Linked DNA regions of Homo sapiens: region 2 is linked to region 1. Evidence: chromatin contacts called from ENCODE Hi-C or POLR2A ChIA-PET data. All regions are on one chromosome and are shown on one strand. The core of a region is the stretch at or near the end of the contact, and the rest is flanking DNA. Distances in the headings are between cores, read along the strand shown. Region 1 holds the start of SERPINB1 (serpin family B member 1). Region 2 holds the start of TGILR (TGF-beta induced TARBP2 interacting lncRNA).

The links. A loop is a pair of places that touch in the nucleus more often than their neighbours do. ChIA-PET counts read pairs that join two places held with the same protein, here RNA polymerase II (POLR2A).
Region 2: a map of gastrocnemius medialis shows a loop between it and region 1 (4-fold over the local background). The contact joins the promoter of TGILR here to the promoter of SERPINB1 in region 1. A Hi-C loop is called at or near these places in 1 of 168 maps with a recorded cell type or tissue (gastrocnemius medialis). POLR2A ChIA-PET finds 5 or more read pairs at or near these places in 1 of 52 experiments (activated CD4-positive, alpha-beta T cell).

What each region holds. Positions count from the first base shown.
Region 1 is chr6:2,838,197-2,844,607 of GRCh38, reverse strand. SERPINB1 (serpin family B member 1) reads left to right here and starts at 2,745. Exons shown (of 7, transcript NM_030666.4): 1 at 2,745-2,796; 2 at 4,014-4,189; 3 at 5,922-6,059. The coding sequence starts at 4,022. RefSeq lists a silencer at 2,801-2,850.
Region 2 is chr6:3,909,024-3,915,434 of GRCh38, reverse strand. TGILR (TGF-beta induced TARBP2 interacting lncRNA) reads left to right here and starts at 3,433. Exons shown (of 1, transcript NR_198974.1): 1 at 3,433-6,411. It also overlaps the pseudogene RPS25P7. RefSeq lists a silencer at 3,506-3,703.

The sequences.
Region 1 (6,411 bases), core at 1,496-3,995:
TGAATGTGTCTCCCCAAAATTCATATGTTGAAACTTTATCACCAATGTGATAGTATTAAGAGGTAGAGCCTTAAGAAGTGCTTAAGTCATGAGGGCAGAACCGTCATGGGTGGGATTTGGGCCCTTGAGGGAGTGCGTTCATCCCTTTCCATCCCTCCCACCGCCACGTGAAGATACAGTATATTTCCCCCTTGGATGCAGCAACAAGGTGCCATTTTGGAAGCAGAGAGCAGCCCACACCAGGCACCAAATATGTGGATGCCTTATTCTTGGACTTCCCAGCCTCCAGAACTGTGAGCAATACATTTCTGTTTTTAATAAATTGCCCAATCACAGGTATTTATAGCAGCACAAATGGACTATGACAGAAATTGATACTGAGAATGGGATGTTGCTATAACTAATACCTAAATATGTGGAAACAGCTTTGAAACTGAGTAATGGGTAGAGGCTGGAAGAATTTGGAGATGCATGCTGGAAAAAGCCTGTATAGACATAAACAGAGCTTTAAGGGAAATTAAGGGTGAGGGCTCAGAAGACAAGGAGAGCTGTAGGGAGAGCCTAAATCATCTTAGAGATTAATTAAGTGGTCTGGTCTTGATCAGAATGCGGTTAGAAGTATAGATGGTAAAGACACTTTTGATGAGATCTTAAAAGGAAACTGGAGGAAAGGTCATCCTTGTTACACAGTGGCAATGAACTTGGCTGAATTGTGTCTATGTCCTAGTGTTTTCTGAATGGCAGAACTTAAAGGCAATAAACTAGGATATTTGATGGAAGAAATCTCTGAGCAAAGCGTTGAGAGTGCAGCATGGCTTCTCTTGACTGCTTGTAGTAAAATGTGAGCAGAGAGAATGAATTAAAAACGAAGTTTATAATCAAGAGGGAAGCAGAGCTTAAAGTTTTGGAAAATTCTCAGCCTGGCCATGTAAAGAATGAAAAGGCATGTTTGGGAGGGAACACCAAGAGTGCTGCCAGGTTCACATTTGATAATGAGATGAGTATGTGTAGAAGGAAGCCAGATGCTATTTATCAAGACAATGGAAGAATGAACCCAAAGGCATTTCTGAGGTTACTGGTTCTGGATTCTCATCCCTGTCCCAGAGTGCCAGGACCCTGAGGGCAGAATAGTTTTAAGGGAGGACTCAGGACACCATGGAACCTTGGGGCTTGCTGCCTAGGGCTGCCTCAAGTCTCTGCCCCCCCACCCCCCACATTCTGGTGCAGCACTCTTTGGCCACCATCCCACGTGTGGCTTATGCAGGCCCTTGTCAGGCCACCCTTCCTGTAAGCCTTGGCAGAGTCCACGTGATGCTAACTCTGCAGGTGCACAGAGTGCATGAACTGTGGAGACACAGCCACCTCCACCTAGATTTTGAAGGATGTGTTGGGGACCCTGGGGGCCCAGTCTGAGAATTGTCACTGAGGTGAGGCTGCTGCAGAAAACCCTCACTAGGGCAATGTTTAGTGGAGCAGTGGGATTGGGGCCACTGCAGAGAGCCCCAAATAGAGTAATATCTAGTGGAGCTGTGGGAACAGGGCTGTCCCTGAGAACCCAGAACTGTCCAGCCACCAGCATGCAAGTCTATCCTGGGAGAGCCTAGACCTCAACCTGTGAGAGCTGCTGCATGGGTTGCACCTGGCAAATCCATGGGAGTGGATCCCCTGGACACTAGGGGACCCAGTCTCCACCCCCCTGTGCTCGGAATGGGGGACACAGCATCAAAGAAGATTATTCTGAAGCCCCAAGATTTAATGCTGTTTGCCTTGTTGGGTTTGGACTTACTTGGGACCAGATACTCCTTTCTTCTTGCCTGCTTCTCCCTTTGGGAATGGGAATGTACGTCCTATGCCTGTCTCATCACTGTATTTTGAAGGCCTGTAACCTATTTGATTTCACGGGCTCATAGCTGGAGGGGAATTTCACTTAGGATGAATTGTACTTTGAATCTTATGCCTTTCTAATTTAGAAGATATTTAGGTGAGACTTTGGACTTACATTTTAAAGTTGATACTGGAACTTTGGAGGCCACTGGGATACAATGCATGCATTTTGCATGTGAGAGGGGTATGAATTTGGAGGGCAGGGGCAGAATGCTATGCTTTGAATGTCTGTGTTCCCTGCAAAATTCATGCTGAAACAATCCTCAATGCAATACTAACAGGTGGTGCCTTTAGGAGGTGACTGGATTATGAGGGCACCTTCCTCATGAATGGGATTGGCCCCTTATACGAGAGACTTCACATGAGATTTGGCCCCTTTTGCCCTTCCACTTTCCACCATTGAGGACGCAGCAGCAAGCTGTCATCTTGGAAACAGAGAGCAGGTGTTTGGAACTGGTTCTGTTTCATCTGATTCTGGGGGCCCCTCTTTTTCCCTGTGCAAGATCCCCAAATTTGCTTCCTTCTCTCAAAGAAAGCTCCCAATATAGATGGGACTCAAAGGGAGTCATTTGCCCTCTAAGAGGTGTCACAATATGTCGTCTCAGTCATTCACACCTTAGTAAGAAAAAGCTTTTCAGGTCCTTGCCAGAGATTCGGGGAAAGGCTTTGAACTGAGAAAGAAGCCGCGCCCCTGAGGAGGGCGCTGCCCGGAAGCCACGCTCACTTCTGCTTGCACTTAGGCGACCTCGGGAGCTCGGACTCCTACGCAGTCACCGGGAAGGGCCGCCGCCCCGCCCGCGGCTGCTGGCCCGGGTGACGCTTCCGCCTGCTATAAGAGCAGCGGCCCTCGGTGCCTCCTTCCTGACCTCGCACCCAGCTCGGAGCCCGGAGCGTGCCTCGGCGGCCTGTCGGGTAAGGCCGGGCCTCGGAGCGGTGGCGCGGGGGCGGGCGCGGGGAGAGGCCAGGCTCCCTCGCTCAGCTTCCAGCCCGGCACCCCCCACCCCCCAGGCTCAGGCCCCTCAGACCCGCAGCTCCCTGCGCTCGCCCTCCCCGCCAGCTTCGCGCCCCCATCCCTTCCGGGCGCCCCGACGGAGACAGACGACCTCTGATCCCCCGCCCCCGCCTGGGTACAGGCCGGGCCAGCCCGCGAGGGAGGGAGGGAGGGAGGACGACAGATGCAGGCGGAAGGCAAGACTGAAACCTGAGATCAGAATGTTGTCCCTTCTCCCTGAATTCCCTTCCTCCCAGAGCTGTTTGTGACGGTTTCCAGGCAGCCCAGGGCCAGGCCGCGGCTCCTATCTGCAGCTGCAGGGAGAGAGAGGAGGAACCCCGTGCGATTCTAGAGACGATTTCACAACAAGGAGAAATCAGCTTTGTGCTTACATGCCGAGCAGCCAGCACGGTTCTTCTTTGCCTGTCCTCGGGGGAAATCAGGGCTCTGAGAGTGGAGATCGAGATGGGCTAGTGGGTGGCGGATGGGACGCTGCACGGCCAGACCCTGGACTGTGGTGGGTTTCCAAACTGGCACATCCTACACCGGCTCTGAGACTGTGGGCACTGGACCTCATACCTTTTGAACCTCAAAAATAAGGAAGAATTATATTATTATAATAATTACAGTGATACCTTTGCTGGAGTTTTAATGCATAGTAGGTAGCTGAGTCTCTGATAGAAGGCTCTTAGTTCAGGTGAAGGTAGGCAATGGATTCATTGCCCAATGAATCAGAGACTTGAATCAAAGGCTCAGAAGCACGTGCGCTCCCACACATAGGTTGGGAAGACCCAGGGCTGGGTGGGCCCTCCCACCCCACTAAAGCTGGGGTAGCTGGGGCCTGCCTTACCCCCGCCCCACCCCCAGACTCACCTGTCTGCAAGGTCAGAGCCCTTTAGGGCACCCTGGGTGCCCTAAAATCCCCTATAACTGCTGAGTCCTTGGCCAGAATGGTCCCACATTTGTGGGCCTGGGAAAGTGTTCTTGCCCTGCTGGAATAAAAAAGCGGGGAGAAAGTACAAGATCCAGGATGCCTCAGGGCGGTTGGCAGAAATTGAGGAAGCTTCTGGAGAAATAGTGCTGCCTAATCTGCTGGCGTGGGCAGTGGGCACCATGAGGACCCTGTTCTGTGTTGCAGTTTTCACCATGGAGCAGCTGAGCTCAGCAAACACCCGCTTCGCCTTGGACCTGTTCCTGGCGTTGAGTGAGAACAATCCGGCTGGAAACATCTTCATCTCTCCCTTCAGCATTTCATCTGCTATGGCCATGGTTTTTCTGGGGACCAGAGGTAACACGGCAGCACAGCTGTCCAAGGTCAGCAGAAACAAAAAAAAGGGTCTGCTTTCCTCCCATCTCCCTACGAATGGACAGTCTGCATGGAAAGGTTGTGCCTTTGAGCTCTTACCTTGTGTTTTCAGAACTGTATTTTTATGAGATCAGACTTTCAGAAAAGTCACACTTGTATGCAGGCTTCCATTCATCATCAGGTTTTTCCTAAGTACCTACCACGTACCAGGAACTGTTTTTCGTATTGCTGAGGAGACAGCAGTGAGCAAAGCTGACAAAAATCCCTGCAGGGCGAGGCTTCTGTTCCAGTGGATGAATCTGACAGCTTTCCTGAAAGGCATACTACATCCTCCTGAGCTAGCATCTTCCAGTTTTTGCTTTGCATATGATGATATGCAACTCATAAATATTGCCTGTTATATAACACTACTTTCAAGCATAATGAGAGGAATAAGACATAGGGAATGCATTATAGTGGAGATAGTGGCATTGCTTTTTTGCAAGGAAAAGAGAAAAAGTGACCCTGTGGTTCTGTAGTCCCAGGGTGCTGCGCATGGCTCAGTGGGCTGTGGCATAGCACGCCCTGCAGGGGAGGTGAGGGGGAGACCCGCAGCTTCAGGGGCGGGACCCAGCCCTTGGCGATGTGACAGGTCACTCTCATGCCCAGCCTTCCTTCTTGTCCATAATGGACATGGAGAGGACTTCTGTGCTTGGTACTCTTTAATTCTGAGAAGAGAACTCTAGCTCTCTCTCTCTAAGCTCAGCAGAAAGGAGTGGTAAAAGTGGAGGCTCTTCTAACATACCTGCCGCAAATTACACTGCACCTGTTCCTTGGCAAGGTGCAGCCTGGGATTCAAGTTCAAGGGGCTGCGAAACTTCTATTACTCATCACTTTAGATATGAAAGCATTTTAAATGTTTTTTTTAAATCCATTAAAAAAAAAAAACCTCTGTTACTAATTGTTAGTTGCTTCTTGCAGGGTTATATCAGTTCCTAGCTTGAGGTTTTCCAGGGACTTTAAAACCTCAGCAAAGAATAGTTTTAAGGACTCCTCCCCCATTTCCATTAAAGCAGATGGAGCATAGGCACAGTGCAAACATTCCATATCTCGGTGAGTAATGTGGACTTCGTACCCTATGCAATTTTGTTCTTTGTGTCTTAATCATAAAGGAACCAGCCTAGGTCTCATAAAACCACAAAGGGCCTCTTGATTTGTAACTGATACATGGGGAATTAAACTTTTGCCAGAATGTTAAGTTTAAGGAAGTTATTTTAAAATAAGTGAGTTACTGATGTTAATAGGGTAATAAAATTTTAAAAGCTTCAGTCTGTACTATCTTTGTGGTTCTGAATAGAGGATGAATCCTATTTTTACTGCTTATTTCTGAGAACTTTCAGTAAAATTATATTTGATACAGAATATAAATATGAACATACCATTTATTATTTTCTTTGGAAAAGGCAGACTTATATATAAATATTTAGTATCTTAACCACCCACATTTGTGGAACTGCAAGTGTAACAAAGAGTGATGTAAAAGCAATGTGTAAAGTTGTAAACATTCTGTCTCACGAAGCCATAAATTTTGGATTTCCTATTGTTTGTTCTGCAATGACAAATTAATAAAGTATTGGGTTTGGGATCATCAATAATTAGTAATAAAAACACATTAATTTAATGTGATAGAAGGAAACACCAAGGAATCACTTTATAGTTTCAAAATAAATGGTTGTAGAAAGAAGATTTTCTTTATTTTAGACTTTCCATTTCAACACGGTTGAAGAGGTTCATTCAAGATTCCAGAGTCTGAATGCTGATATCAACAAACGTGGAGCGTCTTATATTCTGAAACTTGCTAATAGATTATATGGAGAGAAAACTTACAATTTCCTTCCTGTAAGTACTTTGCCCTTCACATTCTAAAACCCCACTAGACAGTGCAGATATTTTCCAGCACAATCAAGTCATGGAGGTCAGTTTTAATATTTGTAAACTTTCAGAAAAACAATACAGAAGGCAAACATGGCAAAAACAATATGGAAGGCAAACACGACAGAATGCAAACTTTAATTGACATGGTGATTTTGTGTTACAGTCTTTTTAGTGAAAAGATAGCTCTTGGAGGTTTTACTGAAGCAAGAGTACAATCAGTGTTTGTGAAATCTTAGTCAAAGTTCAGAAAAGAGTGGTAATTTCTATATAACAACAACAGTATAAGGGTTAGGCTTACCACTACTGGAATGCACAG
Region 2 (6,411 bases), core at 2,184-4,683, 1.1 Mb before region 1:
AATGTGGGGGTCAGTGGAGTGCTTCAAGCAAGTTGTATCTAGCTGTCCCATAGAGAGGTGGTCACCAGGAGGTGGTTGTATGGGGCAGATATTTGGATCAAGCACCTTGAGGAACTGGGAGGAGGTGGAGAACTGGAAACCACATCAAAGGTGGTTGAGCCCTGCTTCTTGTATGAGAATGAAAACGGAAATTGAGGTAACATCAAATGAAAGGAATTGACTGCACACTCTATTGCTGGTTTTTGCATTTTCTTAACTGGCTGTCACAGACTGAAGTTTTAATTTTAATGAAGTACAACTTATCAATGTTTTCTTTCATGGCTTGTGCTTTTGGTGTTTTAATTTTAATGAAGTACAGCTTATCAATGTTTTCTTTCATGGATTGTGCTTTTGGTGTTGTATCTAAGAAGTCATTGAAGGAATCATGGTAATCTGTATTCTCTCTGATGTTACTTTTTAGGAGTTTTATAGTTTTTCATTTTACTATTAGGTCTCTGATCTATTTGGAGTTAGTTTTTGTGAAGGGTGCAAAGACTATATATAAAGTTATATATATAGTTATATATATATATATATATATATATATATATATATATATATATATATATATAGTTATGGGGATATATATGCATTTGAACACCCGGTTTATAAACCGAAAACAAAATTCTAAGCCCCCAAACCATCTGAATGGAACCCTCCTCTTAGCAAGGGCGTTCGAAAGGTAACCTGAAAAGCGAGTTCAAGTCATGATGGGAAGCGGAGGTCAGACATGCCTCATTACATCCTCCTCCCTTTTGAAATTACTAATAGAACAGATTCTTTAAGTCTGATGAGAAATACAATCTATTCTCTCTGAAGCCTTCTACCAGGAGGCTTCATCTGTGTGATAAAACCTTGGTTTCCACAACCACTTATCTTAACCCAGACATTCCTAAGTCTTCAGACAATAACTTGACTCTCTCAACCAATTGCCAATCAGAAAATCTTTGAATCTACCTGTGACCTGGAAGCCCTTCAGCTTCCCGTTGTCCTGTCTTTCTGGACTGAATCAATGTACGTGTTATATGTATTTGATTGATGTCTCTTGTCTCATAAAATGTGTAAAATCGGTTCTCCGCTGCTCTCTGAGCTTCACAAGGGCACCCAAGGACAACAAGAAGAAGAAAGATGCCAAAAAGTTGGGCAAGAAAGACAAAGACCCAGTGAACAAATCCTGGGGCAAAGCCAAAATGAAGAAGTGATCCAAAGGCAAAGTTCGGGACAAGCTCAATAACTTAGTCTTGTTTGACAAAGCTACTTATGACAAACTCTGTAAGGAAGTTCCCAACTATAAACTTAGAGCTCCAGCTGTGGTCTCTAAGAGACTAAAGATTCGAGGTTCCCTGGCCAGAGCAGCCCTTCAGGAGCTCCTTAGTAAAGGACTTAACAAACTGTTTCAAAGCACAGAGTTCAAGTAATTTACACCAGAAATACCAAGGGCGGGGATGCTCCAGCTGCTGGTGAAGATGCATGAACAGGTTCAACCAATTGTACATTTGGAAAAATAAAACTTTATTAAATAAAAAAACAAAATAAAATAAAATGTATAAAACCAAGCTGTACCCTGACCCCACCTTGGGCACGTGTTCTCAGGATCTCCTGAGGGCTATGCCATGAGCCATTAGTCACTCATATTTGGCTCAGAACAAATCTCCTCAAATATTTACAGAGTTTGACTCTTTTGTGGACAAGTTGTTCCAGCTCTATTAGTTGAAAAGATGACCTTTGTTCCATTGAAATGTCTTTGTTCCTTTATTGAAGATCAGCTGACTATATTTATGTAAGTCTATTTCCAGGTTTTCTATTTTGTTCCATTGATCTTTTTCTCTGTTCTTTCACCAATACCACACTGCCTTCATTACCATAGCTTTATAGTAAATCTTGGAGTTGGATCCAGTGGTCCTTTTAAATAATAGTTACCATGAGTTAATCTTGACTATGTAGCAGGCACATCCATGGGCAATGAATAATGTATGTTCATTATCTCATGAACACAGCGACTCTGCAAGGTAGCATTCGTTATGTCTGTTTTACAGATTAGGAGGTAGGCTAAAGGAGTTAGTGTAATTTTTCCGAAGTCCTGAAGCTCGTCAGTGACAGAGCTTGGATTTGGAGTCTGTCCAGCCCTTTCCACCTATTCTTACTCCCTTGGCTTCCCACCCACTCTCATTTGCTGACTCACTGCCTATGAGGTAGTGTCTTTTGGCTTCCAAACTAGAGATTGGCAAGCACTGAGGAATGTTATAGGTCCCTAAAGCAAAACATAGGACAGACAGATGCTTAGAAAATTACTAAATATCATTTCCTTATTTGCAAGTAAAAAATCTCCCTTTCCATTTGCCCACTTAAGGCAAACTGCTTTTGTTTGTTTTTAAACAAAATTTTAGCCTCTAAGCTCTGCCAGAGACCTGGAGGGTGTGAAATTGTCTAAAGACCTATTATAGCAAGTGGAGAGCCTTTTCTCCTAAGTCCAGCTTCAGACCAAGGTGGCTTCTGCCGCTCTGATTTGTGTTTGTCTCTGTGATTTGTGCATTTCCAGGCCCCTCTGCTAGAGTACAGCATGCTTTCAAGCTAGGCTCTTTGGGCCTATGATTTTGACAATGTTCTGGCAGGTCTCAATAGAAACACTCCTGCTCGGAAATATTTTAATGGTAGGTGGAATAAGACAAATGACATATTTAGTGTAGAGTCTAGGACATAATAAGTGCTCACTAAACATTAGGCAACATTGTTAAGATTATGATTTTTGCTTGTCAGTCTCAAAATGTACTCCCTGTATATCCTTCATGATGCCTCGCTGTGACTATGGAGATGCTGCTTCATTGTCCTGTTTTGTTCCATTCATATATTGCCACTTCCAACATTCTGTTTCAAGTCACATTGAAGTCAGCATTCATTTGGCTGACAGCCTATCACAGGGCATCTTTCTGCATAAAATGAACCAATTTATAGTCATTGCTGACAGCTGTTTTTGAAGGAAAGACCATTTTCCTTAGTTGATTAGAGGAACAGTGATTAATTCAGCCCATCAGCCTGCAGCAGCAAATGCTAAAAAGGGCCTCGTTGTGTAAAGCCCCCCAAGTCTCTTAAAACCTACATTTTTGAATTTGTCAGAACTTCCTGAGCCCAGACTGGACCTCCAGAGGTCACTTAATGTACCCCTGGCCTCCTACACTATTTTTAAAGACCTCTGAAAAAAGACAGCTCCTGTTTCTCCTTGGCAGTGAGCCACCAGTGGGGGTGAATTTGGCAGCATCTCTGCTTCGGGATTCTGTGGACATTAGAGCGGGGGCCCTGCCTCAAAAAGTGACTCACTAGTGCCTGAAAGGCGATAAAGTCTGGTGACACATCACAGGGAATGTTTAAAGTGCATAGGGAGAGATTGTTTTCTTTCCCCCTCCTTGCACCTAGCAGGGAGAGGAGTGTGCGGAAAGATGGAGTTGAGACAGAAACTTGTTAGCATAACACCGAAGGAGTTTTGCTGTGAGTAGCATCAGCATAGCAGGAGAACATCCCTAGCTCTCCTGCCGCTGCTCTGCCACAAGGAGAGAAAGGGAAAAGCAAATTCAGCAGGACCTCTAGGACTTTGCTGTAGATCTCCAGGTGGAGCCAGGACCCTCCAGGAGAACTGATGGCTAGAAAAGACTGCAAGTAATGTGGAGGAAGGAAGAAGAGAGAGAGCAGAGAGAGATGATTCTTGCAAACATTGATCTGTGTAGAGCGGATGTCAACTTGATGGGATAAGACCTGGGTTGACTTGGTATCTGGGTTCAGGTCAGCAAACTCTAACGGCATTTCCTTCTACTAGCAGACAGATCTGCTCATCCTGCGACATTGTGGACAGTGCTGAATGGCTTCCAGAACATTCCTCTTATGTCTACTGGTTAAACTTTGAAGCATCTGAACCATTTGGGAGAGCAGGGACCCCCATGAACAGGAGATACTGGAGGTGTCTGAGGCCACTTCATGCCCTTTCTCAAGAGTGGCCTGCAGGTCTTTCAGCCACTGGCCACTGAAGTCCAGCTCCTGCCAGCCATGGATTTGGGCACTGGGCTCCAGTGTTGAGAAAGTTCTTGACTTCCAGCGCTTGTTTTCCTAGTGGACAATAGGAGTCAGAGACAGAGAGGGAGAGTGAAGATGCAGAAGACATATCCTTTCCATTGTGACCCAGATAAGAATGTAGCCGGTGAGCTTGCTTCCTGTCACTCATTTCCCAGCTATTTGTTGTAGTCCAAGTTGTGCATATTCTTTCTGTTAGGTTCTTATGTTTGTCTTAAGCTCACCCATCTTTTCTTCTTCCCTCATTTTTTCTTTATAAATCAAGAAAAATTCTGCCACTTTCTTTCCCTGGCTCACTGCACAGCCAATCAATAATTTTGAATCCTTTGTGTATCAATTTCTACTGGCTATTCATTATTTGTGGAAACCATATTAACGGGTCCATAAAAATCACAGCAATCCATTTGTTAAATTCATCATAAGAACAGATTACATCTTTCTGGCCAAGTTTCATGGTTTGGTAATATCATATTTTGGTTTTAGAATTTATAAGGTGCATTCTCCCATACTTTTCAAGTATATTTTTTATTCATTGCCCTCTCTGAATTAGGCATTTTTGGGGATGCACGTTTTACAGATATGGAGACAATGGTTCAGAGAAATCAGCTTGTTCACAGTGGGGCCAGAGCTGGGACCTAGGGCTTCTGACTCTATGTCTCAGGTCATTCCTATCACACACACACTGAAGGAGAAAAGAGTTCCCTTGTCTGGAGAAGACATATCAAATTCATGCGGGTTAAACACAGAAATTCCAAATAGCTGTAGTTTTTGTAAAAATGGTTGAGCTATGGACTTTTAAAGTAGTTGGCCACCTGTGGTGGTGGGTGGAAGGGAGTTAGGGCAGGATTGTTGTGCTTCAGGGAGGATTCAGTGTCTGCACGACCACGGAGGGGGGTGCAGGGCACCAGGTATCCAGGACTGTTGTCAAGAGTTATGCTTTGAATTTCCCAGAGAAGACACACTGCTGCGAAAGGAAGAAATCGTTGGTTTTTCTCCAACTGCTTAGCTGTTAAGAAGCAAGAAGCCTATCTCCAAGGCAGCAGCAGGCCTCAGAGAAAACAGTAGGACCCTTCCTTCAAACAAAGGAGAAAACTCCCACAACTCAAAGCAAGTGCCCCCTGGTCATTCTCTCAAAAAGCTACAGGCTCCAAAAAAAGACAGACTTCACAGGCTAGAGACGGGCTCTGCACTCAGGGTTGGTGGTCGGGGGCACAGAGCTGGCTGGGCAGGGCCAGAGGGGACCACATTCTGCCACATGCAGAGCAAAGCAGTATCTTTCTATTACTGGTCAATGTAATATGAGCTGGGAATGAGCAATTTCATACCTTTTTCTGAGATATTAAAAAGAAATACGCTGATGTGGCTGGAGGTAATTTCCCAAAGCCTGTGGATGGAGTTGATGTCAGTAACTGGCTATGAGGTTGTTATTTACAGGACTGTTTGATCCCACTGAAGTAGTGGTGCTTAATATGTAGCTCAATGTGGCTCAGGAGCGAGGCCCAATACTGCATATAAACCACCATCCTGCAATTTATCCAGAGAGCATGTGGGAGGTGAACCTTGAATCATTTGCTTGATGGATTTTTTTCTTTCCTTGGAAACAGAAAAACGAATCTCAGTTTTCTCCCTAAGCCTTAGGCAACAGGGCTCCTTGCAAGTCACCTTCCCTTCCTTGTCCCCAAAACAAAGATGCATACATGTTCCCCGAGCACTGCAAACACAGCCTTTCTTTCAGGGGCAGCTGGGTCCCTGGATCCGCTTTCCCTCCCCTGGGCTGGTCCCAGTGTAAATCATCAGATCTCCAGGTCCACTCGTCTGCACACAGGCTGCTTTGTAAGTGGGAGAAAGAATCCACAGAACTTTACACTAAATCCCCATGGGAACCAGGTGAATAGGTGTGTGTGTTTGCACACAAGCCCGTATACATGGCAAACCAATCCAAGAGATGGTGACCGATGGGTCCATAAAGACTCTGGCTGGCAATGCTGTCAGCTTCCTTCAGCTGAGCGTCAGTTAGTTACCCTGGTAGTCTCAAATGTCTCCTTGTGTCTGGAGACAACATAGGGCCTGGCCCTGAGGACTGCCAGGCTGGGTCGCCCGGCAGCTGCACCTGTTGTAGGCTGGGTAGGCCCCCTAAAATGCTTTGGGCAGCCCAAGAGTGTCTTCCTGAGTCATGTGGAGCTGCCTCACCAGCAGCCCAGTGAGAGATTCACAGCCCTAGTGGAGAGTGGAAGCCCTGGGCTATCCCAAGCAATCCTTGCGTCTGTGGGGCTGGTGCCGCCCCTTTGCGTCTCTTCTTGCAGCTAAGCAGAG